Linked DNA regions of Homo sapiens: all the other regions are linked to region 1. The links are chromatin loops, found by intact Hi-C in ENCODE. Cell type or tissue: PC-3. All regions are shown on one strand. Region 1 overlaps FUT8 (fucosyltransferase 8). Region 2 overlaps FUT8 (fucosyltransferase 8). Region 3 overlaps FUT8 (fucosyltransferase 8).

The links. Hi-C counts contacts between places; a loop is a spot of excess contacts. Peaks named below come from ENCODE experiments on the same cell type or tissue, not always from the same donor. Only the 100,000 strongest peaks of a DNase experiment are listed, where the experiment ranks them.
Region 2: a loop joins it to region 1, with 5 times the contacts of the local background. A loop is called at or near these places in 21 of 110 quality-filtered maps.
Region 3: a loop joins it to region 1, with 3 times the contacts of the local background. A loop is called at or near these places in 4 of 110 quality-filtered maps.

Annotation. Positions count from the first base shown.
Region 1 is chr14:65,420,570-65,428,569 of GRCh38, reverse strand. The region is part of intron 1 of FUT8 (fucosyltransferase 8); the gene reads right to left. Among named protein-coding and RNA genes, the nearest start is that of FUT8, 12 kb to the right of the region's middle. RefSeq lists an enhancer at 2,516-2,585 and a silencer at 3,073-3,273. In PC-3, no CTCF peak of the experiment used is centred here; DNase peaks (open chromatin) are centred at 2,469, 3,839 and 6,949; H3K4me3 peaks cover 1,466 bases; H3K27ac peaks cover 3,254 bases.
Region 2 is chr14:65,594,786-65,602,785 of GRCh38, reverse strand. The region is part of intron 3 of FUT8 (fucosyltransferase 8); the gene reads right to left. Among named protein-coding and RNA genes, the nearest start is that of MIR625, 130 kb to the right of the region's middle. RefSeq lists an enhancer at 7,825-8,000. In PC-3, no CTCF peak of the experiment used is centred here; no DNase peak of the experiment used is centred here; H3K27ac peaks cover 1,950 bases.
Region 3 is chr14:65,492,194-65,500,193 of GRCh38, reverse strand. All of the region lies in intron 2 of FUT8 (fucosyltransferase 8), which reads right to left. Among named protein-coding and RNA genes, the nearest start is that of MIR625, 25 kb to the right of the region's middle. In PC-3, no CTCF peak of the experiment used is centred here; no DNase peak of the experiment used is centred here; H3K27ac peaks cover 503 bases.

The DNA of each region.
Region 1 (8,000 bases):
AGTCCGTTTGGGGTGCTATAACAAAATACCTTAGACTGGGTAACTTATAAATGACAGAAATTTATTGCTTACAGTTCTGGAGGCTAGGAAGTGCAAGATCAAGGTTTGGTGTCTGGTGATGGCAGAAAGTGGGGGTTCAAGCTCCCTCAGGCCTCTTTAATAGTAAAGACACTAATCCCATTCCTGAGAGCTCTGCGCTCATGACGTAGGTACCTCCCAAAGGCCCCACCTCTTAAAACCATCAAAGTGAAGGTTAGGTCTCAACGTAAGAATTCTGAAGAGACATTCAGACCATAGCTGACATAAGCCTCATTTTTTTGATCCAGAAAAAGACACACACACACACAGTGGCTACATTTAAGAGGAAGAGTTAATGTACCTTTTAAGAAAAGGTCAGTGAATGTCTACCCAGCTGTGAAAAGTGGGATATAAGAAAGTCAAAATAATTCATTTTATGGAAGAAAAAGCAGAGGCCGAGAGGGGACAAGTGGTTAACCATGTTTATATATTTGGTGGCACACACTACTAGTATCCAAGTCTCCTGATTCCAAGTTCAAAGCTTTTGTACTTTATCCATTCATTCCCATTACTAAACAGAATCATGCTAAATGAAAGGAGGAGTACACAAAAGACTACACTATTGTATGATTCCATTAATATTAAAAATCAAGAAATGGCAAAACCATGGAGACAAAAAGCAGATCAGTGGTTGCCTGGAGCTGGGGATAGGCACAGGGAGTGACTGCAAATGGACAAGAATGGGTTTTTTGGAAGATGAAAGTTTTCTAAAACTGGATTGTGATAATTGTTGCACAACTATATAAATTTACTAGAACTTGAACTATGAATGTTATGGTATATAAATTATACCTTAATAATGCTATTTTTAAAATTACTAAGAAGGAATTCGGTATATAAGGAACTCAACTCAATAGCAAGAAAACAAATAATGCAATTAAAAAATGGGCTACAGACCTAAATAGACATTTCTCAAAAGAAGACATATAAATGGCCAATTGGTATATGAAAAAATACTGATGAACCATCACAAAAATGCAAATCAAAACCACAATTCTGTATCACCTCACGCCTGTTAGAATGGCTATTCACATAAAGACAAAAGATGAGGATGTGGAGAAAAGGGAATCTTGTACACTGTTGGTGGGAATGTAAATTGAGACAGCCATTATAAAAGAACAGTGTGGAGGTTCCTCAAAATATTAAAAATAGAACTACCATATGCTCCACCAATTCCACTTATGGGTATACATCCAAAGGAAATGAAATCAGTATGTCAAGGAGGTATCTGCACTCCAATGTTCATGAAAGCATTATTCATATAGCTAAGATATGGAGTCAACGTAAGCGTCCACCAATGGATAAACGGGTAAAGAAAATGTGTTATGTAGGCCAGGCGCGGTGGTTCACGCCTGTAATCCCAGCACTTCAGGAGGCCAAGGCGGGCGGATCACGAGGTCAGGAGATTGAGATCATCCTGGCTAACATGGTGAAACCCTGTTTCTACTAAAAATACAAAAACAAAATTAGCCGGGCATGGTAGCGGGCACCTGTAGTCCCAGCTACTAGGGAGGCTGAGGCAAGAGAATGGCCTGAACCCGGGAGGCAGAGCTTACAGTGAGCCAAGATCACACCACTGCACTCCAGCCTGGGCGACAAAGAGAGACTCCGTCTCAAAAAAAAAGAAAGAAAATGTGTTATGTGTGCATGTGTGTGTGCATGCTCACACACACAGGATTCATATTCAGCTTTTAAAAAGTAAGACAATCCTGTTGGAGTTTAAATACGCCATTCTGACATATTGACTATTTTGAGTCAAAGGCACTTGAAAAACAGCAGGTGTAAGAAGAGCGCTCTGACCTTTCTTCTATTTCTTAAAAGCAGATGAAATTCCCATGTGAATGATGTCCTCCTTAAACTAAAAGGAAAGCAACATTTTTATCATCAAGGACGGGATATGGAGACAAAGAGAATTCCATACAGACTTTGTTAAAATAACTTCTATCCTTTAAGCCTCCCCATATAATCCAGTTTATTTTTCACAAGTTATTATCCTTTGTCCAATTCAGTATGTAAGTATTCAATTCTAACTGTATCTTTGGGTCTGTTTCCTTATGAGGGCTCCTGTGCCACATAAAACTTGTATTGAATAAATTTGTGTGCTTTTCTCCTGATAATCTATCTTATGGTAATTTGTGAGGCCAAGCAAAAAAAAAAAAAAAACTTTAAAAAGGTGGAGGTAAAGTTTGCCTCCCCTTTACACTGTTATCTGCAAATAACATGGATGAACCCGAAGGACATTAGGCTAAGTAAAATAGGACTGGCAGAAAAAGACAAATACACGTACTACATGATCTTACTTATATATGGAATCTAAAAAAGGTGAACTCATAGAAGCAGAGAACAGAATGGTGGTTGCCAAGGGCTGGGGTGAGGAGGAAATGGGGAGATGTTGGCCAAAGGGTTATTCAGGATGAGTAAGTTCGAGAGATCTAACGTACAGCATGGTGACCACAGTTAATAATATTTATTGTACACACTAAATGTGCTAAGAAAGTAGATTTTTTTTTTTTTTGAGACAGAGTCTTGCACTGTCACCCAGGCTGGAGTGCAGTGGCGTGATCTCAGCTCACTGCAACCTCCGTCTTTCAGGTTCAAGCAATTCTCCTGCCTCAGACTCCCAAATACCTAGGATTACAGGGGCCCGCCACCACACCCAGCTAATTTTTTGTATTCTTAATAGAGATGGGGTTTCATTATGTTGGCCAGGCTGGTCTCAAACTCCTGACCTCATGATCCGCCTGCCTCAACCTCCCAAAGTGTTGGGATTACAGGCATGAGCCACTGCTCCCAGCCAGAAAGGAGATTTTAAATGTTCTCACCACACAAACACACAAAAATAACTATGTGAGGTGACGGATGTGTTAATTAGCATGATTGTGGTAAACATTTCACAATCTACACATATACCAAAACATCAAGTTGTACACCTTAAATATATACAATTTTTATTTGCCAATTATACCTCAATAAAACCAGGGGGAAAAAGAACATTTCATGTTTAAAAAAAAAAAAAAAAAAAACGGCCAGGCATGGTGGCTCATACCTGTAATCCCAGCACTTTGGGAGGGCGAGGCGGGTGGATCACCTAAGGTCGTGAGTTCTAGACTAGCCTGACTAACATGGAGAAACCCTGTCTCTACTAAAAATACAAAAAAATTAGCTGGGTGTGGTGGTGCATGCCTTTAATCCCAGCTACTTGGGAGGCTGAGGCAGGAGAATCGCTTGAACCCAGGAGGTGGAGGTTGTGGTGAGCCGAGTTCGTGCCATTGCACTCCAGCCTGGGCAACAAGAGTGAAACTCCGTCTCAAAAAAAAAAAAAGAAACTCCATTTTTTTTCTAATTGTTTTTAGCTTTAAACTCTTAGAGCTCTCAGGGCTTAAAACTTGAACAACACAGGTTTGAATTTTGAGGGTCCACTCATATGCTAATGTTTTTCAATAAATATGTTGATAAATTTGGGGGAGGTTTGTGACAATTTGAAAATATTCATAGACAACCATATAACCTAGAAATATCAAAAAAGTAGGCCATGTGCAGTGGCTCACACCTGTAATCCCAGCACTTTGGGAGGTCAAGGCAGGAGGATCATGAGCACTGGAGTTCAAAACCACCCTGGACAAGGGCAACATGGCAAAACCCTGTCTCTACAAAAAACACAAAAATGAGCCAGGCATGGTAGCATGCACCTGCAGTCCCAGCTACTTGGGAGGCTGAAATGGGAGAATCGCTTGAGTCAGAAGGCAGAGGTTGCAGTGAGCTATGATTGAATCATGACATTCCAGCCTGAGTGACAGAGTGAGACCCTGGGTCAAAAAAAGAAAAAGACGGGAGGCTGAGGTAGGAGAATCACCTGAACACCAGAGGTGGACGTTGCAGTGAGCCGAGATCGTGCCACTGCATTCCAGCCTGGGTGACAGAATGAGACTTCATCAAAAAAAAAAAAAAAAAAGAAAAGAAAAGAAAAATAGAAAGTAAGAGGTATGTCATGAGTGCTTAAAATATATGTAGATACTAGTCTATTTTATCATTTACTACTACAAATATATACAAATCTATTATAAAAAGTTAAAAATTGTCACAACTTATACCACACACTTAGCCACACATGGTGGCATTTGACACTGAGAGAAACCCTGTCTCAAAAGAGTAAAGATGCAGTATTAAATCATAACTACATAAATTTAACTGTACTACACCCTGTACTATTGAAATAATTTTGTAGCCACCTCCTGTTGTTAATGAGGTGAGCTCAAGAGTGAATATTTGCTTAAAGTACCATGTGACATTAATCATCTCCAAGCAAGCAGTTCATCTTTCCAATAAATTGTATATTCCAGTAAAAAGTGATCTCTCGCGGTTTCATTATGTTTAGTACGATACTATAAACCTCAAATGACACCTAAGTGCCACTAGTGATGCCGGAAGTGCTCCCAAGAAGCAGAGAAAAATCATGGCATTACAAGAAAAAGGTGAATTGCTTGATACGTACTGTAGATTGAGGTCTGCAGCTGCAGTTGCGTGCTACTTCAAAATAAATGAATCCAGCATAAGGGCCATTGTAAAAAAAGAATTCATGAAGCCATTGCTGAAGGCACACCAGCAGATGCAAAAATTGTGCACGTTTTGTGAAATAGTTTTTTATCTCATGTTGAAAATGTAGCTTTTATAGGGGTACAGGATTGCTATAAAGAAAGGCATCCCTATAAACTTTAATAAGTTTCAAGAAAAAGCAAAGTCATTATACAACTTAAAACAAATGGAAGGCGAAGGATCTAAAGCTGAAGAATATAATGCCAGCCACGGATGGCTTGATAATTTTAGAAAGAGTTTTGGCTTTAAAAACGTCACGATAACAGGAGAAGCAGCTTCTGCCAACCAAGAGGCAGCAGACGACTTTCCAGATGACATTAAGAAAATCATTCACTTAGGCCGGGCGCGGTGGCTCACGCCTGTAATCCCAGCACTTTGGGAGGCCGAGGCAGGCGGATCACGAGGTCAGGAGATCAAGACCATCCTGACTAACACTGTGAAACCCCAGTCTCTACTAAAAATACAAAAAATTAGCCTGGCGTAGTGATGGGTGCCTGTAGTCCCAGCTATTCAGGGGGCTGAGGCAGGAGAATGGCGTGAACCTGGGAGGCGGAGCTGGCAGTGAGCAGAGATTGCGCCACTGCACTCCAGCCTGGCCGACAGAGCCAGACTCCATCTCAAAAAAAAAAAAAAAAGAAAGAAAATCATTCACTTTGGGAGGCCGAGGTGGGCAGATCACAAGGTCAGGAGTTCGAGACCAGCCTGGCCGATATGGTGAAACCCCGTCTCTACAAAAAATACAAAAATTAGCCAGGCGTGGTGGTGTACACCTGTAGTCCCAGCTACTCAGGAGGCTGAGGCAGAAGAATCACTTGAACTCGGAAGGCGGAGGTTGCAGTGAGCCGAGATCGCGCCACTGCACTCCAGCCTGGGTGACAAAGCGAGACTCAGTCTCGAAAAAAAAAAAAAAAAAAGAAAGAAAGAAAGAAAATCACTGAGGAGGCCAGGTGCAGTGGCTCATCCCTGTAATCCCAGCACTTTGGGAAGATGAGGCAGGAGGATCGTTTGAGGCCAGGAGTTCAAGATCAGCCTGGGCCTGGGCAATACAGCGAGACCCTGCCTCTACAAAAAACATTTTTTTAATTAGCTGGGGGAAGGCATAATGGCTCACACCTGTAACCCCAGCACTCTGGAAGGCCCAGGTGGGAGGATCACCTAAGGCCAGGAGTTTAAGACCAGACTGGGCAACACAGTGAGACCCTGTCTCTACAAAAAAATAAAAAATATTTAAAAATTAGCCAGGCATAGTGGTGCACACTTGCATCCCAGCTATTCGGGAGGCTGAGGCAGGAGGACTGCCTAAGTCCAGGAGTTTGAGACTGCGGTGAGCTATGATCATGCCATTTGCATGTCAGCCTGGGCAATTGAGCAAGACCCTATCTCTTAAAAAAAAAAGAAATATGGAGAAAGAATATCCGCCTAAACAAGTTTTTAATATAGACAAAAGTGCCCTATTCTGGAAAACAATGCCATAAAAAACATTCATTAGTAAGGAAGAGAAAAAGCACCAGGATTAAAGGCAGGAAGGGATGGGCTAACTCTACTGTTTGGTGAAAATGCAGTGTGGTTTATGATCAGAACTGCCCTTATCTATAATGCTACAAACCCCCAAGCCTTGAAGGGAAAAGATAAACACCAGCTCCCAGTCTTTTGGTCATAGAACAAAAAAAGCCTGGGCAATGAGAACCCTTTTTCTGGATTGGTTCCATTGATGCTTTGTCCCTGAAGTCAGGAAGTATTTTGCCTGTAAGTTCTTTTATTATTGAACAATACCCCTGGCCACCCGGAACCCCATGAGTTCAACACCAAAGGTGCTGAAGTAGTCTACTTGCCCCCAAACAAAATGTCTCTAATTCAGCTTCTAAATCAGGGGGTCACGAGGATCACTGGACACAGTACACTACAGAAAGTACTGTCAACTCTATGAAAGAGAATGCCAATAAAGAAACCATCCTGAAAGTCTGGAAGGATTACACCACTGAAGAAGCCGTCGTTGTTATGGAAAAAGCCATGAAAGCCATCAAGCCTGAAACAATAAATTCCTGCTGGAGAAGACTGTGTCCAGATGTTGTGCATGACTTCACAGGATTTGCCACAGGGCCAATCAAGGAAATCACGAAAAAGACTGTGGATATGGCAAAAAAAAAAAAAGGGGGGGGTGGGTTAAAGGGTTTCAAGATACAAATCTTGGAGAAATTCAAGAAATAGACATCACACAAGAGGAATTTAAAAAGATGACTCGGTAAGTGCTTCCAATCCAGTACCAGGTAATGTAGAAGGAATGCAAGAAAACAAAATGACATCAGACGATATGGCAGAAGACTGTCTGATTGTTCAAGACTGCTTTTGACTCCTTCATGACATGGACCCTTCTCTGATATGGGCACTGAAACTAAAGCAAACGGTGGAAGAAGGATTGGTACCATATGGAAATGTTTTCAGAGAAATGAAAAAGCAAAAAAGGCAGAAGTATGACGTATTGCCATAAAGTTACACCATGTGTGCCTGCCTCTCACGCCTCCCCTTCCCCCTTCCACCTCTACCATGCTGAGACCAACAAGACGAATTCCTCCGCTTCCTTCTCCTCTCAGCCTACTCAATGTGGAGACAATGAGGATAAAGGCCTTTGTGATGATCCACTTCCACTTAATGAAGAGTAAATATATTCTCTCTTCCTTATGATTTTTTTTTTTTTTTTTTTTTTCCTGAGATGGAGTCCCGCTCTGTCGCCAGGCTGGAGGGCAGTGACACAACCTTGGCTCACTGCAACCTCCACCTTCTAGGTTCAAGCAATTCTCCTGCCTCAGCCTCCTGAATAGCTGAGACTACAGGCACATGCAACCACGCCCAGCTAATTTTTGTATTTTTAGTAGAGATGGAGTTTCACCATGTTGGCCAGGATGGTCTCGATCTCTTGACCTCAAGATCCGCCCACCTTGGCCTCCCAAAGTGCTGGGATTACAGGCGTGAGCCACGGCGCCCGGCCTATGATTTTCTTAATAACATTTTCTTTTCTCTAGCTTACTTTGAGAACACAGTATATAATACATATAAGGTACAATGTGTTAGTTGACTATGTCATCGGTAAGGCTGGAAGTCAACAGTAGTTTATTAGTAATTAAGTTTTTGAGGAGATAAAAGTTACATGTGGATTTTCATCTTGATGGGGGTCTGTGCCCCAAACCCAGTGCTGTTCAAGGGTGAACTATACGTGCTGAAAAGTGTCATTAAAATATGAAGAAACCAACTTTTCTCTAAACTTTAGATGCACTTCCCTGAATAATTTCCAAAGGTTGGGTATCTTATTTTCCAACCGTGCATTTACAAGC
Region 2 (8,000 bases), 170 kb before region 1:
AATGGTCAACATCACTAATAATCAGGGATATGCAAATCAAAACCACAATGTGATACCACCTTACTCCCACAAGAATGGCCATTGTCAAAAACTCAAAAAATAATAGATGTTGGCGTGGATGTGGTGATCAAGGAACACTTCTACAATGCTGGTGGGAATGTAAACTAGTACAGCCACTATGGAAAACAGTGTGGAGATTCCTTAAAGAACTAAAAATAGAACTACCATTTGATCCAGCAATCCCACTACTGGTTATTTACTCAGAGGAAAAGAAGTCATTATACGAAAAAGATACTTGCACATGCATGTTTATAGCAGCACAATTCGCAATTGCAAAAATGTGGAACCAAATGCCCATCAATCAATGAGTGGATAAAGAAACTGTGTGTGTGTGTGTGTGTGTGTGTGTGTGTGTGTGTGTGTGTGTGTGTGTGTGTGTGTGAGAGATGGAACGCTACTCGGCCATGAAAATGAATGAATTTAATGGCATTTGCAGCATCCTAGATGGAACTGGAGACTATTATCCTAAGTGAAGTAACTCAGAAATGGAAAACCAAACATCCTATGTTCTCACTCATAAGTGGGAGCTAAGCTATGAGGATACAAAGGCATAGGAAGGATACGACGGACTTTGGGGACTCGGGGGAAATGGTGGGAAGGAGGTGAGGGATAAAACACTACAAATTGGGTTCAGCGTATACTGCTCGGGTGATGAGTGTATCAAAATCTCACAAATCACCACTGAAGAACTTATATAACGGAATACCACCTGTCCTCCAAAAACTTACGGATATAAAAAAAATTTTTTTAAAAACCATCAAAACTTCAAAAGATAAAAAAAAGGTTACATCTGTATTTTATTCTAGCAATCTGAAGCAAATATGGCAAAATATCAATACTTGTTCAATCTGAGTGAAATACATGGGGTTATATTATTTTCTGAGCTTTACATATATATTTGAAGTACTCTTTAACAGCAGAAACGCGTTAATAAAATTAGATAAAAAATAAGTAGTTGCTCATCATTAATGATATTTGATTCTGATCTTCTGGCATCATATAGTAATACACTATTAGAATATTACTGTAAAAATATTATATAGCATGTCTTTTATTCAGAAGAAATTAACCAACACCGTTGCCTATCACCTACTAAATTTTTAGTCATGGTTACATAGTAGTTCAGCTGCTAAAATAACATCATTTTGTTTCACATGATAATAAGAAAAAATTTTTTAAACAATCTATAAAGAAAATCTGTAATAGTGGCATTATATCAACAAACTACTAAGATTAACATAATTCGGACCACTTCTAAATATAAACTAATATGGCTGAAAGGTAGAGTTATACTCAGTAAATTATAGATATGCAGTTTTGTTTGTTTTGGTTGGAATTTTAAGTGGTCACCCATAGGACTGAAATATTCCCAGCAAAAGCACAACAAATAATTGTATTTATTCAAATGTCAAGCTTTATAAGAGTTTGTCAAATTCGATACATGGAGAAGCCAGTTCCACTATTGAAAGAAAATATCACTTTATTCAAATAAACAGCTTCTAATGACTATACATATCCATTTTACCTAATGTGCAAAAGTGTGAATTTATTTATTTATAATTTTCAAAATTTACTATAACTTTCAGACTCACACACAAACCAAGAAGGGGTAAAAGGGACAAGCGACAATCTCAGTTTTAACAGAATAATCACATATGATAATCTGTATCTAAATTCAGCTCTAAGATACTATGATATCAACATTAAAAAGGTTTCTGGCTCAATTCTCCAAGGAAATCCGTGTCCATATTTACTTTGACAAGTGTATACTAGACTACTGTTGCATCATCCAGCAGCCAACAACAGAACAATGTAGAACGAATAGTTGTCTGTGCTCACTTCAAATGTGTTAAAAGAAGGCAATTTGGAGAAAATGTACAAATCAGGGCAATGAGTGATTAATAATTCAATGTTTTATCTCCAGATTTTTTAAATGGAAATGTAATTGCTTACTTATTTGCTCATTCCATATGCTGCAAATTTTCTTTAAATCTTATTAGAGTTTAGCTGAAAATATGTGAATAAATTTTTTAAGGTACAAGATTATACATAATAACAAGTCTAGTCCCCATGAAACCCATGTTACTACAAATATCGTCTTATGCATATTTTTTACAAATGTTTTATATATTTTAACAGCTGCAAAATATTCATCCCATGGAGACATCATCATCTCTTAACCCATCCCCTACTGATATTTAAATGTAAGTTGTTTCTATAACCACTTATTTAATGTAAGCGCTTATTTGTCACTCTATCCCGCTACATTCAAATCTGTGAGGGCACTATTCTATACCTAGCACATGACACATTCTCACGACACATAGTAGTTGCTTCATTAATATTTTTTGCATAAATGAAGTAACACAAACAAATCACTGACTACTTAGAGCTAGGAGGAAAAAGAAGTATGAAGTGGTAAAGGCAGGACAAAATAACAAAGCTCTGTCATATAACCAGCTAAAGTAATCAGTGAAGTGAAAATAGAGCATTTGTAAACTGAAATACAAGTAAATGGAAAATCCAATTGACACATCTTTTACAAACAGGTTTTGCATTAAGAGATGAGTATCTTTAAAGAAAGAAATGGATTGTTGTGGGGAATTTAGACACATTATTCTACGTTTACTTGGCTAAAGTGTACAATACTAATCCTGTTTATCAAGTTACTCTACTATTAAAATCTATCGGTTTTCTGAAAAAATTTTCTAGACTACAATGACATTTCTCTCAACAGTAACATTTAATTTTCTTCATGTACTCAAAAGAGCAAGAATCTTTGGTGAAAATATCTTATGGCACTGGATTTACAGCAGATTACTGAATTTTTGTTAGAGCATATGTATTAAGCAGACCTAATAAAATTAACGATTATTGTAAATCTCTTTTTCCAAATAAAGAAAGTAGTTAATGGCTTTATTAAGAAATGGAAAGACCTTGGTTATGTGCCAATTCACACTACTGTAAGTCTTTTAAATATAAGGTTCAAAGGTAGGGTAAATGATAATAACACTGCAATTACTAGTTTATGAAGTGAAGCAGAACACTTAGGACAAAATGTTGAAAACGGACTTGTAAACCTTGCATACCAAAGAGTATCTCTAGATGTCTGGCCCAGGAATGTATCCTGGAATCTAAGTATGGGCTTCCTGAAACAGAGCTGTAAGGCCTTTATATGACATAGGTCCAAACTAAAGCAGCTTGCCTATCATCCTGTACCAGCCATTCCCTAGCATGAGTAAGAATTTAAAATATTTCTAAAAATACTCATAACCAAACCAAGAAATAAATCAATTTTCAAAAAGGAACTTTTGCCTCCTTTCAAGCACTTCTTCAATTTTTAAGAAATGCTTTACAATAAAGATGAAGAAGAGGTGAACCACTGTTAGAAGTATAGGGAGATGGGGGGAAACATGGTAATGCTCAATGAGTTTTAGTTTTCTCCTCTTTCTTTTCAGAAAAATGATTATCTTATTTATATGCCTGATACTGATACCATATTCTGAAAATATTTTTTTTGTTTACTTTAAAGCTGATGACTGAGTCTGTGTTTGCTTATTTCTCATTTATAAGGTAGGAAACAAGGCTCAGGCAGAAATTAAATTTTATGTTCAGAGACTTATTAAAAAATGTTCTGGGCCAGGCGTGGTGACTCACACCTGTAATCCCAGCACTTTGGGAGGCCAAGGTGGGCAGATCACGAGGTCAGGAGATCGAGACCATCCTGGCTGACGTGGTGAAACCCCATCTTTACTAAAATACAAAAAATTAGCCAGGCGTGGTGGTGCATGCCTGTAGTCCCAGCTACTGAGGAGGGTGAGGCAGGGGAATCGCTTGAACCCCAGAGACAGAGGTTGCACTGAGCCAAGATTGTGCCACTGCACTCCAGCCTGGCAACAGACAGAGACTCGACCTCAGGGGAAAAAAAATATGTTCCAAGAACCATCAAAGTATTTGTAAATTTTTACTTAACTTCTAAATAAAATATATCTTCCAATAATATTTCAGCCTTTGGAATAGTAATTATACTACTATGAAAACACATTATTTTCCTCCATAATTCAGTAATTAAAATGAAGTTGAACTGGAGAAATGAGAAAAAGATCTCTATCAAAAAACACTCAAAGCTAAATTAGTAAATAGATGTATACATAGTAAATAGAGCCAAACCACATCACTATTATTTAACAGAATAAAAAAACTGTGGCCAGGCGCAGTGGCTCACGCCTGCAATCCTAGCACTTTGGGAGGCCGAGGCGGGTGGATCACAAGGTCAGGAGTTCGAGACCAGCCTGGCCAATATGGCGAAACCCCGTCTCTATTAAAAACACAAAACTTAGCTGGGGGTGGTGGCGTGCATCTGTAATCCCAGCTACTTGGGAGGCTGAGGCAGGAGAATCACTTGAACCTGGGTGGCAGAGGTTGCAGTGAGCTGAGATCACGCCACTACACTCCAGCCCGGGCAACAGAGCAAGACTCCCGTCTCGGAAAAAAAAAATTTTTTTTTAGTAAATACAGCCAAACTGTATGACTGTTACATAATAGAATAATAAAATTTTTGAGACAGGGTCTCTTTCCGTTGCCCACGCTGGTGCAAATACAGCTTACTGTGTAGCCTTGACTTCCTGGGCTCAAGCTGTCCTCTTACCTCAGCTTCCAGAGTAGCTGGGAACTACATGTGTACGCCACCATGCCCAGCTAATTGTATTTTTTATTTTCTGTAGAGACAAGGTCTCACTATGTAGCCCAGACTGGTTTCCAACTCCTGCGCTCAAGCAATCCTCTCGCCTCAGCCTCCCAAAGTGCTGGGATTACAGGCATGAGCCACCACGCCTGGCCAACAGCTTAAATTAAAACATATTAAGAACAAATTCACTGTGAGATGGCCTGAGTCACAAATACCTGGCTCAATGTTAAACTGATTTAGTTGTCCATATTAGTCAGTGCTACTAGAGCTACTGTCCTCAATGTTGTATAACAGATGTTTAGAGTTTCCAAGCCTCCAAAAAAAAATTCTGTTACACTATCATGGACTTTACTCCAAGACAAGCCATTCTGTGATATGCACCATTCTTCTTCTTTTATTTATGTTTTTTTTTTTTTTAGACAGAGTCTCGCTCTATCGCCCAGGCTGGAGTGCAGTGGTGCGATCTCGGCTCACTGCAAACTCCGCCTCCCGGGTTCACACCATTCTCCTGCCTCAGCCTCCCGAGTAGCTAGGACTACAGGTGCCCACCACCATGCCCGGCTAATTTTTTGTATTTTTAGTAGAGACGGGGTTTCACTAGCCAGGATGGTCTCGATCTCCTGACCTCGTGATCCACCCGCCTCGGCCTCCCAAAGTGCTGGGATTACAGGCGTGAGCCATCGCACCCGGCCTGATAGTGTGGATAAATCAGATTAATCCACCACCATCACTGAAAAGCTCATTCAAATCAGCGCCTTTTAAAATGCTGGTTAGCTGCATTATCCAGAAAAATAATATAGAGATTTAAACTATAGTTTTTACAGGAAGACAGACTTTAGTAAGAGTCTTACCGTGTGACTCTTAACTTTTCCTAGCTGTGTGACTCTGGGCAAGTTATTTAACCTTTCTAAGCTCTGTTTCCTTATCTGTACTATGAAAATAACAATAGTACCATAAAGACTTATTTTGAGGACTAAATGTTCCAAAACAGTAGGGGCTCAATAAATGTTACCTATCAAAATTATTTATTGTGTTCTATTGTGGAACAGCACAGATTACTGGTAAACAATTTTATGGTATAGCCCTCAAATTTTAAAAGGATTATAAGGAATATGATAACAGCTTCCTCTTACGAATTATGCTGCTGAGCTAACTAGGATGTCTACAGTCTAGAGAAAATTTAAGAAAATTCTACATATCACAGTAAGTGTTTAGATAGACCATGCTTGGAAAACTCAAAAGACTAGAATATAGCAAGTCCTATGAGAGAAAACAACCATGCATTTTAAACTATGATTTCATTTAAAAAAAAAAGTGTTATATCATCAAAGAATTCTGTAGTTGATATTCTTGAGGTTGGATATTTGTATATTTGGTTTCTTCTTATGCTACCCTAAAGGTATTGGTTGAAAATTATCTAAAAAATAAGTAACTCCCCTAACTATTCTGCAAATCCATACCATCATCTCCTTCAAAAACCTGAAGAATGAAAGAAAGATGGCTCTTAAAAACTTCAGTAACATTAAAATAGCTGATCATGTAAGAAAGGAAGACAGTCCTCCTACAGAACAATGGTTTGGATAACTGCTATAAATGAATTAACAATTTTGGAAAGAATACTATAAAATTATATGATAATATCAAGAGTTCTAAGTGAATATTGCTGCTGTCAAAGCAATGATTAATAAGTATGTTTAATCTTCAAACTATACACACTCACATCCAAATAAAAAGATGTAGTTTTTATTATAGCAAATCTATATTTAAAATCAAAACACATCAAAATTACAACTTTTCATTTTGCATATGTATGTGCATGTGTTCATCTCTGTGTATACTTTCTCTAACCCAGTTAAAATAATCATTCCAAAAGGGTAAAAAAACCCCACAGAGCCTGAAGAGGACAAAAATTAATCTTCAATTCTACTGCCAAAGGTTTTAGAATCCAGATTACCAGTTTGTCAGGTCATTCTACAAACTTCATTTCTACTGTTATTAGATAAATTTATATTTCCTAGCCCAGGTGATACTATTTATCCTGATACTTTCAAAAACAAAGGTAGTCATAGTAACTGTTTATCAGCCACAGCAGAATGTTTTAGGCTAGAAATAATATAAGAGGATGGTGTGGGCCGCGCGTGGTGGCTCACGCCTGTAATCCCAGCACTTTGGGAAGCTGAGGTGGGCAGATCACAAGGTCAGGAGATTGAGACCATCCTGGCTAACACGGTGAAACCCCGTCTCTACTAAAAATACAAAAAAATTAGCCAGGGGTGGTGGCGGGTGCCTGTAATACCAGCTACTCTGGAGGCTGAGGCAGGAGAACAGCATGAACCCGGGAGGCGGAGCTTGCAGTGAGCCGAGATCCCACCACTGCACTCCAGCCTGGGTGACAGAGAGAGACTCCGTCTCAAAAAAAAAAAAAAAAAAAAAAAAGAGAATGGTGTAGAAGATAAATCGTCAAGTTATTTGATAAAGAATATAAGGAATATATGTCAATTCTACTTAATTCGAAGTGAACTTTCTTCTCAAAATCAAGTAAGTGGTTTTAGTTCTAATCCAGACTGAGGTATATAACATGAGAGTGAGGAAACAAAATACTTTACTTTTAAGGAGGATGAAGTAAACCCTGGAAACAAATTTTCTTTATAATTTCACCTCAAATAAGAAATGCTAACATTTTTAGTTCATATTAAAATAGTCAAATAGACACAACAGGGTTCAAGAAAATATTTTTGAAATTATGCTAGTTAACGGCATTCTGATTATTACATCCTCTCATATTAACCATATCCAGACACTTTCAGGAGACTCAGGAATCAATAATTAATAAATACAGTAAATATAAGGTGCCAGATAAATGCCATTATCAAAGATTAAATATTCTAATGCATAAGATGAAACTTTAAGAATACACATTTGAAAGTGGTTTTGACAGCAACAGGAGGCAGAGGAGGCAGAGACACTCTAGGCAGACAGGGGCAAGTCACTGGCAAAATCCCAACTTCGAGTGGAAAAGTCTGAAATCGGTGGCCCAAAGTGAAAACTTCCATCCCTGTGTGCCCGCTCTCTCCCAATTGGTTGTTTCTCAATAATATCTTTTTACCAATCGAATGCTGCCTTTTCCAAAACTACCTATGGCCCGTCCCAACCCCCATTCTGTGCCTATAAAGACCCCAGACTCAGCCGGCAGAGGAGAGAAGTGGCTGGATATCAAAGAGAGAGGACTTAACTTCAGAGACACCGGCTGGAT
Region 3 (8,000 bases), 72 kb before region 1:
TACTCAAAGTGTGTTATAAGAATGAGCTACATCCAGATTACCAACAGGAGCTTGTTGGAAAGGTAACATCTCATCCTATTCCAAAACTACTGAATAAGAATCTACATGTTATTATGATCCCTACACAATCCCATATGCACATTAAAGTTTGAAAAACATTGTTCCATAACAGTTTGAAAGGGGCGTTAAGTGTGTATGTGAGACCAAACACCAGCCTAAAAATAACTAAGCTGAATTTTTCTGAGCTTTTAAATATAAAAATTTTTTTACCCTAAGGTCAATTAGAGTTTACTAAGAAGACTATTTTAGAGAGTGAATAATACTTATAACTAAATATTCAACACATACTATTTGCTGGCATTTTTTTTTTTTTTTTGAGACAGGGTCTTGCTGTGTTGCTCAGGCTGGAGTGCAATGGTACAATCACAGATCACTGCAGCCTGGATAGACCTCGATGGACTCAAGCAATCCTCCTGCCTCAGCCTCCCATGTAGCTGAGACTACAGGCACACACCACCGCACCAGCCTAAGTTTTTCATTTTTTATACATATGAGGCCTCGCTTGTTGCTCAGAATTATCTCGAACTCCTAGGCTCAAGTAATCCTCCCACCTCGGCCTCCCAAAGTGTTGGGATTACAGGCACAAGCCACTGCACCCAGCCCATTATTCTTTACAAATTGATTTAATCATCAACACACCTATAAAGTAGATATTTATTAATAATTAGTTATGGCAAAATAAGATATTAAATAATTTGCCCCATGTACTACTTAAAAAAAAAAGTGGTAAACCTGAGACTTGAGCTGTACTCTGTTTGAGGGCCTCTACTTAACCACAAAATAATTCTAGTTTATCAACACCATCCCCAAACATTCTGAAATCATTCAGAATGAAAGTATAATAACTGGTAATGAAAATGCTATAAGGGTAAAGAAAAAATTAGTGTGCTCTTCTCTGGTTAAAAAAAAATTCAGCCAGGTATGGTGGTGTGTGTGTGTGTCTGTAGTCCCAGCAACTTGGGAGGTTGAGGCAGGAGAATCACTTGAGCCTAGGAGTTTCAGGCCAGCCTGGGCAACATACAGTGAGATCACTGTCGCTTGAAGAAAAATTTTTGGTAATAACCACTGTTATTTATATTTGGGAAGTAACTGAAATCCTATGTTGGGAGACACGTTCTTACCCAATGCCTCCTTAATTCATCCCTACAACTATTACTACTTCCACAACCATTACCACCACTACAACCCTCAGAAAAGTAATGTACATGAGGCTATAATTATTTTTCACAATGAAAGAGGCATGACATAAATTTAGTCTGATTTTTCTCCTTCTCTGTATCCCACTGCTTCCAACCTCTAAAAAAGTCTACTGTTTCCATCTGCTACTATAGAACCAAAAATTCCTATTTCAGTAAGACCCAAATGTTACTTCTGAAAATATTGAGGAAAACTTGTAAAGGAGAAGTCAGACAGAGACTGTCAGTAAAAAGCCTACTAGAAGTTTTAACAATTCATTGAATTCTAAATAGCATGAAAGAATAGTCAAAATTCTCAGAGATAAATAACATTGTTGTACTGGCAGATAGATTGAGTTTAAAATATGCAAAATTATATTCTATGAGTATTTAAAGCAGAGCATTACTAACATATTTTGGCTTCATTCAGTACAAGCACATTCCAAAAAAAAAGCATACAATACCTTTTTAATTAACAATGACACAACAAACCCTGGTGACCTAGTTTCTGATAATGAACAAAACTACAGATATTAAAAATACAGTTACTTAACCCATAAGAATTATTAAAGTGGATACTGGAGCCAAAAAGATTTGTGGGCTAAAGATACCAATGCAAAGACTCACTGAAATTAGTCTTCCAAACACTTAAGTTTAAAATTATGACGTGAGGCAATTTATTGGTTCCTTTGAGTAAGATTTTACTTGAAGAATCTAAAAAAAATAAGGTCATGTGAAGCACTGTGGGGATACAACTTGATTTCCTAAAAAGTCGAGTGAGACTTCCCAGGAAGGCAAAGATAAAACTCAAAAGAATAGACAGATAAAATCTAAAAGAGCGTTCTTAGGGAGCAAAGCAATAGTAGAAAACACAGAGGCTGAGCATTCCTGATTATTCTTTCATTAAATAATATGACTAATAAAATGACTCTGACCAAAACTCCCTGAAAATTTCTATCTGCTTTGAAATCTTATTAGTTATATAAATTATTTGTAGTTATGCTTTTCTTCTAGTTAGCAGCAGAAAATCGCTCCCTTCCCCTCTCCACCTAGCTTCATAACAGCACATTCTCAATCTGCTCTCCTTTCCCACCCTATTCGGAGACTATAAACTGAGTAAAATATGACATATTTTATAGTAAATTGAGACTATTTTACTCATAGTCTCAACAATCATTTTGTTTGAATAACTGAATAAAATGATATATTCATTTTAAAATACTCCAAATAAGTAAATTGTATTTTATAAATTTTAATATTTTAATATTTACTAAACATTAGCTGAATGAATGTCACCACCCATTAAACTCTTATAACATACAAAAATCACATATATGTAAACATTTAAATGGAAAAAATTTACCACCTCCATTACCAATAAAATGGAAAGCTCATTACATCAAATAAAAATATTTAAAAATCATTAGAATCATTTTTTAATCATCGGGAAGAATAAATTAAAAAGATGATTCAAAAACTTCATAGAGAATAAGAATTATGATTAAGCTTATAAAACTGCAGGGTCTGGGCTCCACGGCCAGAGATCCTGATTCAGACTCAGAGTTTCAGATGACAAACACAAAACTCTACATTTTAACAAGCTTCCAAGGTAATTACCATGCAGATTATCCTTGAACCACACTCTAGTAAATATTTCACCTTCAAACCACTGTCAACTTCCAAACAAGTCCTTCAGATCTGATCAAAATGCCCATTCCCATCTTTCATCTTAGGAACATCAACTTCTGATTAAGGAATCAACATATAGAAAAAGTAATAGCAACCGGTTACTGGACATATATTACCGTTGGAAATGAACTTTTACATACTCTAATATACACATACAAATTAAATTATATACTGCATATGAAGTATGTAACACAGTGTCTGGCTGGAATAAATAAATGCTCAATAAAAAGAGCAGCATTTATCCTTAAACTTCATCACAACCCTAGGAGGTGGTTGCTATTATTTCCAATTTGCAGTTGAGGAAACTGAGGTCTAGTAACTTGCCCAATGTCACAGGGGTAGTTAAGGGTCAGAGACAGAATTCAAGACAACCCATGTGACTCCAAAACCTGAACTCTTTAATCTAGGCTAACTTTCTGAAGCACCACGGCAACAACAGCAAGCACAAAACCACTCCACAGCCATACCCCATAGAAGAATTTTCCTGAGTCATACCAAGAAAATCATGGCCAGAGTCCATTCTCACACTGCTATGAAGAACTGCCCAAAATTGGGTAATTTATAAAGAAAAGAGGTTTAATTGACTCACAGTTCTGCATGGCTGGGGAGGCCTCAGGAAACTTACAATCATGGCAGAAGGGGAAGAGGCATGTCTTACATGGCGGCAGGCAAGAGAGAGCGAGTGGGTGAAGGAGGAACTGTCAGACACGTATAAAACCATCAGATCTCATGAGAACTCACTAACATGAGAACAGCATGGGGGAACGACCCCCATGATCCAGTCACCTCCCACCAGGTCTCTCCCTTGACACGTGGGGATTATGGGGATTACAATTCAAGATGAGATTTGGGTGAGGAGACAAAGTCTAACCATATCAGATACTCTTATAAATGTTCCTATATGACTAAAAGTGAAAGAAGGGCAGTCATAGGACTATGATGGGTTGAGGTTGCTAAAAATGTTTAATGTTTCACAGCACTTGAGAATTACAAATTAGGAAATCTATGTAATAATAATTCTAAAAGGAATATGACTGAAAATATGTTAAAGGAATCTATTCCAAAATCACTCAGGGTTAGCTTTTTAACTCAAAGATGGTACAAACTCAGTCTTATGGTTCTCCACATCTAGGCAGCCTCAAGGGGGCCAACTAAGAGACTTATTTCCTCCCCTCAAAATATAAACATAATTAGTATTTACTTCAAAGTTATCTATTTAACGTGATTTTTTTCTACTTAAATTTTTCTAAAATCTGATTATGTTCCTAATGATTAATTTTTTGTGTCTAAATTTATTTTTTAAAACACTACACTTTCCTAAAAATGTCTGTTTCTCCCCTCATCTCAAGTTCCTACTAAATGGTTTTCTTCCTTCCAAGTGTATTTCTAGCTTGTCTATTCCCACCACCTATCCCCAAAATGGTAAGCACTGGTTTCCAAAATACCTCCTTACCCCTACTTGAACCAAGACTACATTCACAACAAATATAACACAATTAGTCATAGCAAAAAATATTATATACTGATAACATTAGCATATTACAAATTCAGAAAATGGAAAAATGATAAGTGTGTTTTATTCTGCTAAATTATATAGAAAACTTGTATTTTAACCTGGTATCTCTCAATTAGCAATACAAATCCTATTGCTGTTGTTTAGTTTTTTAAACCCTACAAATAGCTAAGATTTTTAAAAATTAAATATATTATAATTAGGCTCTTAGCCAAATAAAATATGATACACAGATAAAGAGCAATATACAAATGGACCATACCCCGGAGGAACACATAACTCCCATTTGTTCACACTCTCCTTAAAAGAAACAAAATATCCAGTACTACTACATCCAAACCAGAGGTGATGATTCACCAGAGTGCTCCTGCCCAAGGAACCCCAGTGCAAGAAGCAGCAGCCAAAGTGAAAACTCTGCTTGAGACCTGTTCATTTAATATGTAAAAACAGGTATCTCAATTACCTAACTTTTCACAAAGAATACATGACTTTTTTTAACTTTCATAGTTAGAAAAGATTTGCTATAGTTTTTTAAATGTGATTATTTAATTTACTGGGTTTTTTTTTTTTTTAAGGGAAAAGCAAACTTCAGTAATTCCTGCCTGAGGAATGAAACTATAAACATATTAAATCCTATAAAAAGAAAAAAAAAGGTTCTGAAAGGTTCCAGAAAGAGGTACAAAGTCCCTAAACCAACAAACACCATGTTTCACACTAAGTAAGAACTGTGTGCCTCTCCTCCAGAGCTCTATCTAGAGAAAAAGCATTGAGTTTTTAGGTAAAACCAGAGCCCAGAACTACGATAGCAGAAATTCTGGAGTCTCTTGGAAGTCCTTCTAACTATACAACAAAGCCTCAATCAGCAGAAACCTAAACATTTGGTAAACCTTCCTCCCCACTTCCTTAAGTATAAAAAATATCCTTTCTCTTCCGTCTCCTGAATTCTGGAACCCTTCAGAACCTTACTTTTTTTTCTTTTTATAGGATTTAATATGTTTATAGTTTCATTCCTCAGACAAATACCTAATGCATGCGGGGCTTAAAACCTAGATGATGGGTTGATAGGTGCAGCAAACCACCATGGCACATGTATACTTATGCAACGAACCTGCACATTCTGCACATGTATCCCAGAACTTAAAGTAAAATTTAAAAAATAAAAAATAAAAAAATACGTTGCCCCTCCTGAGTAGATTCTCTGGATACAACTGGAGAGCGATGCTTTGCAGCCCCAGATTCCTCTTCACTCCTTGTTTGTTACATACAGAGGGAGAATAAGCCATCTACTTGTAATTCAATCAGAAACTTTTTATGAACATAGCAACTACAATAAACCTTTTCTCTTCTAATAGTATGTAAATGCACTGTCTGGTAAGGTATTCAGTAGCCAAATGTAGCCATATGAAATGTGGTTAGTTTGAACTGAGATGTGCTATAAGTGTAAAATACACATGGATTTCAAAGACTTAATATGAATAAAAGAATGTAAAACTCTAATTGATATTTTTATATTGATTAGTTGTTGAAATATTTTGAATACATTACGTTAAATAACTGAAACCAATTTTAACTGCTTCTTTTTGCTTTTTAAATGTAGCTAACAAAAAGTTAAAAAATTACATGTGTGGTTCACTCTACATTTCTATTGGACAGCACTGGACTATAAACTAATGACCATAGCTTTTACTAAACTATACAAAGATCAAACTTGCATGTTTATATAGTATTATAAAATGTAGTCATTACAACAGCTAAACCAAAATTTCCTTTCTCCCTGACTAACAAAGCATATTACATTCACTCATCTGCTTCCAGGTTCCTTCCTTTCCTTATCTCTTCATCTAACCTTAAAATATTGAATAAATTTTATTCACCTCCTCCCCACTTCCACCCAAATTACCAGCCTTGAAATGTTAATCTTTTATTTCCAAACACTATCATACTTAGAAAAAAAAAAGGAGAAAATTTTTCCCAAAGAGGCCTCCAAGGTTATCCCTAAGAGACAATACATGGCAATGTTAAAGGTTTGGTCTCTAGAATCAATAGCCCAGCAAGAACTCTACCTTTTGCTGGGCAAATTATTGTAGCTCAGTTTCTTTTCTGTAACAGAGGGTAAATACTATTATTTACTATCAAACTAATCTTTCATTTAATTAATATTTAATATTAAAACATCAATTCTATAGGTTATAATATAAGAAAAGCATTTAGCACAGTACCTGAGACTTCAGTGCTAAGAATTATTAACCATTATTACTACCATTATTTCCTTTTTTGTCAAGCTTCCTGAACCTATCCCTTCTCTTTCTATTCCTAGCTTCCCCATCAACAGGTTCTCTCTTCAGTCAAGCCAAAATATATCTAACAAAATGAAAAGAATACAGAATAACAGAGGGAGAAGGTGGTCATTTGGGACTAAGAACTCCAAATACTGGAGCCCATAATAAAGTGGTCTGCATTACATGATAGAAAGATTCCTCACTATAAAAAGCCGTCAAGCTAAGTCTGGGATTCTGTAAAAAGTATCTTCACAGATGACTGAAATAGTTGTTTCTAAAGTCCCCCTTTAATCCTCTATGCCCTGGAAAGGTATACAATGCAGATATTAAAATCTAGACGCTATATCATTGGCAATACTCACCAAAGTCTAAAAATTGTACATTCCTTATGGCACTTTGACTTGGCCACTGATTCACGCTTGTACACAAAAAAATCAACAAGCTCCTATCTGCAACTATTGGAGAGCCCAAGTTTAAACTTTCACCTTATGGCAGGGAGAGAGATGGGGAGACAGAGAGGGAGTGGGGAGATAAAGGGGAGGAGAGAAGGGAAGCAGGTGGGGAGGGAGAGACAGAGACACGAAATGGTCAAAATTCCTACTTTGCCACTTGTGGTAAACAAGCCTCATGGACTTAGAGCAGATTCAGGTGGGTAACTCTTTGCCTAAGCCAAAATATAGGTAAGCTGAATCTCTTATTACCCTTTTCATATTCTGTCATATATTATAGACATTTACATTATGTTTTATTTCCTTTCTCTTCCTTCTCCTGAAATCTAAAGTCTACAACACTGCGTCTGACATATTAGGTACTTGATAAAAGAAAAACTTCAGCAGAATTAAATTTAAAGGAGTTTAACTGAACAATGAACAATCTGCAAATCAGGCACGCTCCTAAGCCAGAGTAGGCGCTGAGACTCCAGCACAGCCACATGGTGGAAGATTTAAGGACAGAAAAAGGAAAGTGATGTACAGAAAAAGGAAGTGACATACAGAAAAAGGAAGTGACGTACAAAAACAGCTGGACTGGTTACAGGTTGGTGTTTGCCTTATTTGAACACAGTTTGAACAGTTGACTACATTTGATTGGCCAAAACTTAGTGACTGGCACAAGTGTGGCTACAGTCTGTTTCTGCCTCCACTTGTTATAGCTCACAATATGCCTCCACTTGTTATAGCTCAAAAACCTTTAGGCTAAACTGAAGTAAGAAGGCAGCTTTCGGCTAAACTTGATTTAACATGCTTATAAATATCTGTCATGTTGGATTGAATCTACAGTTTTAAT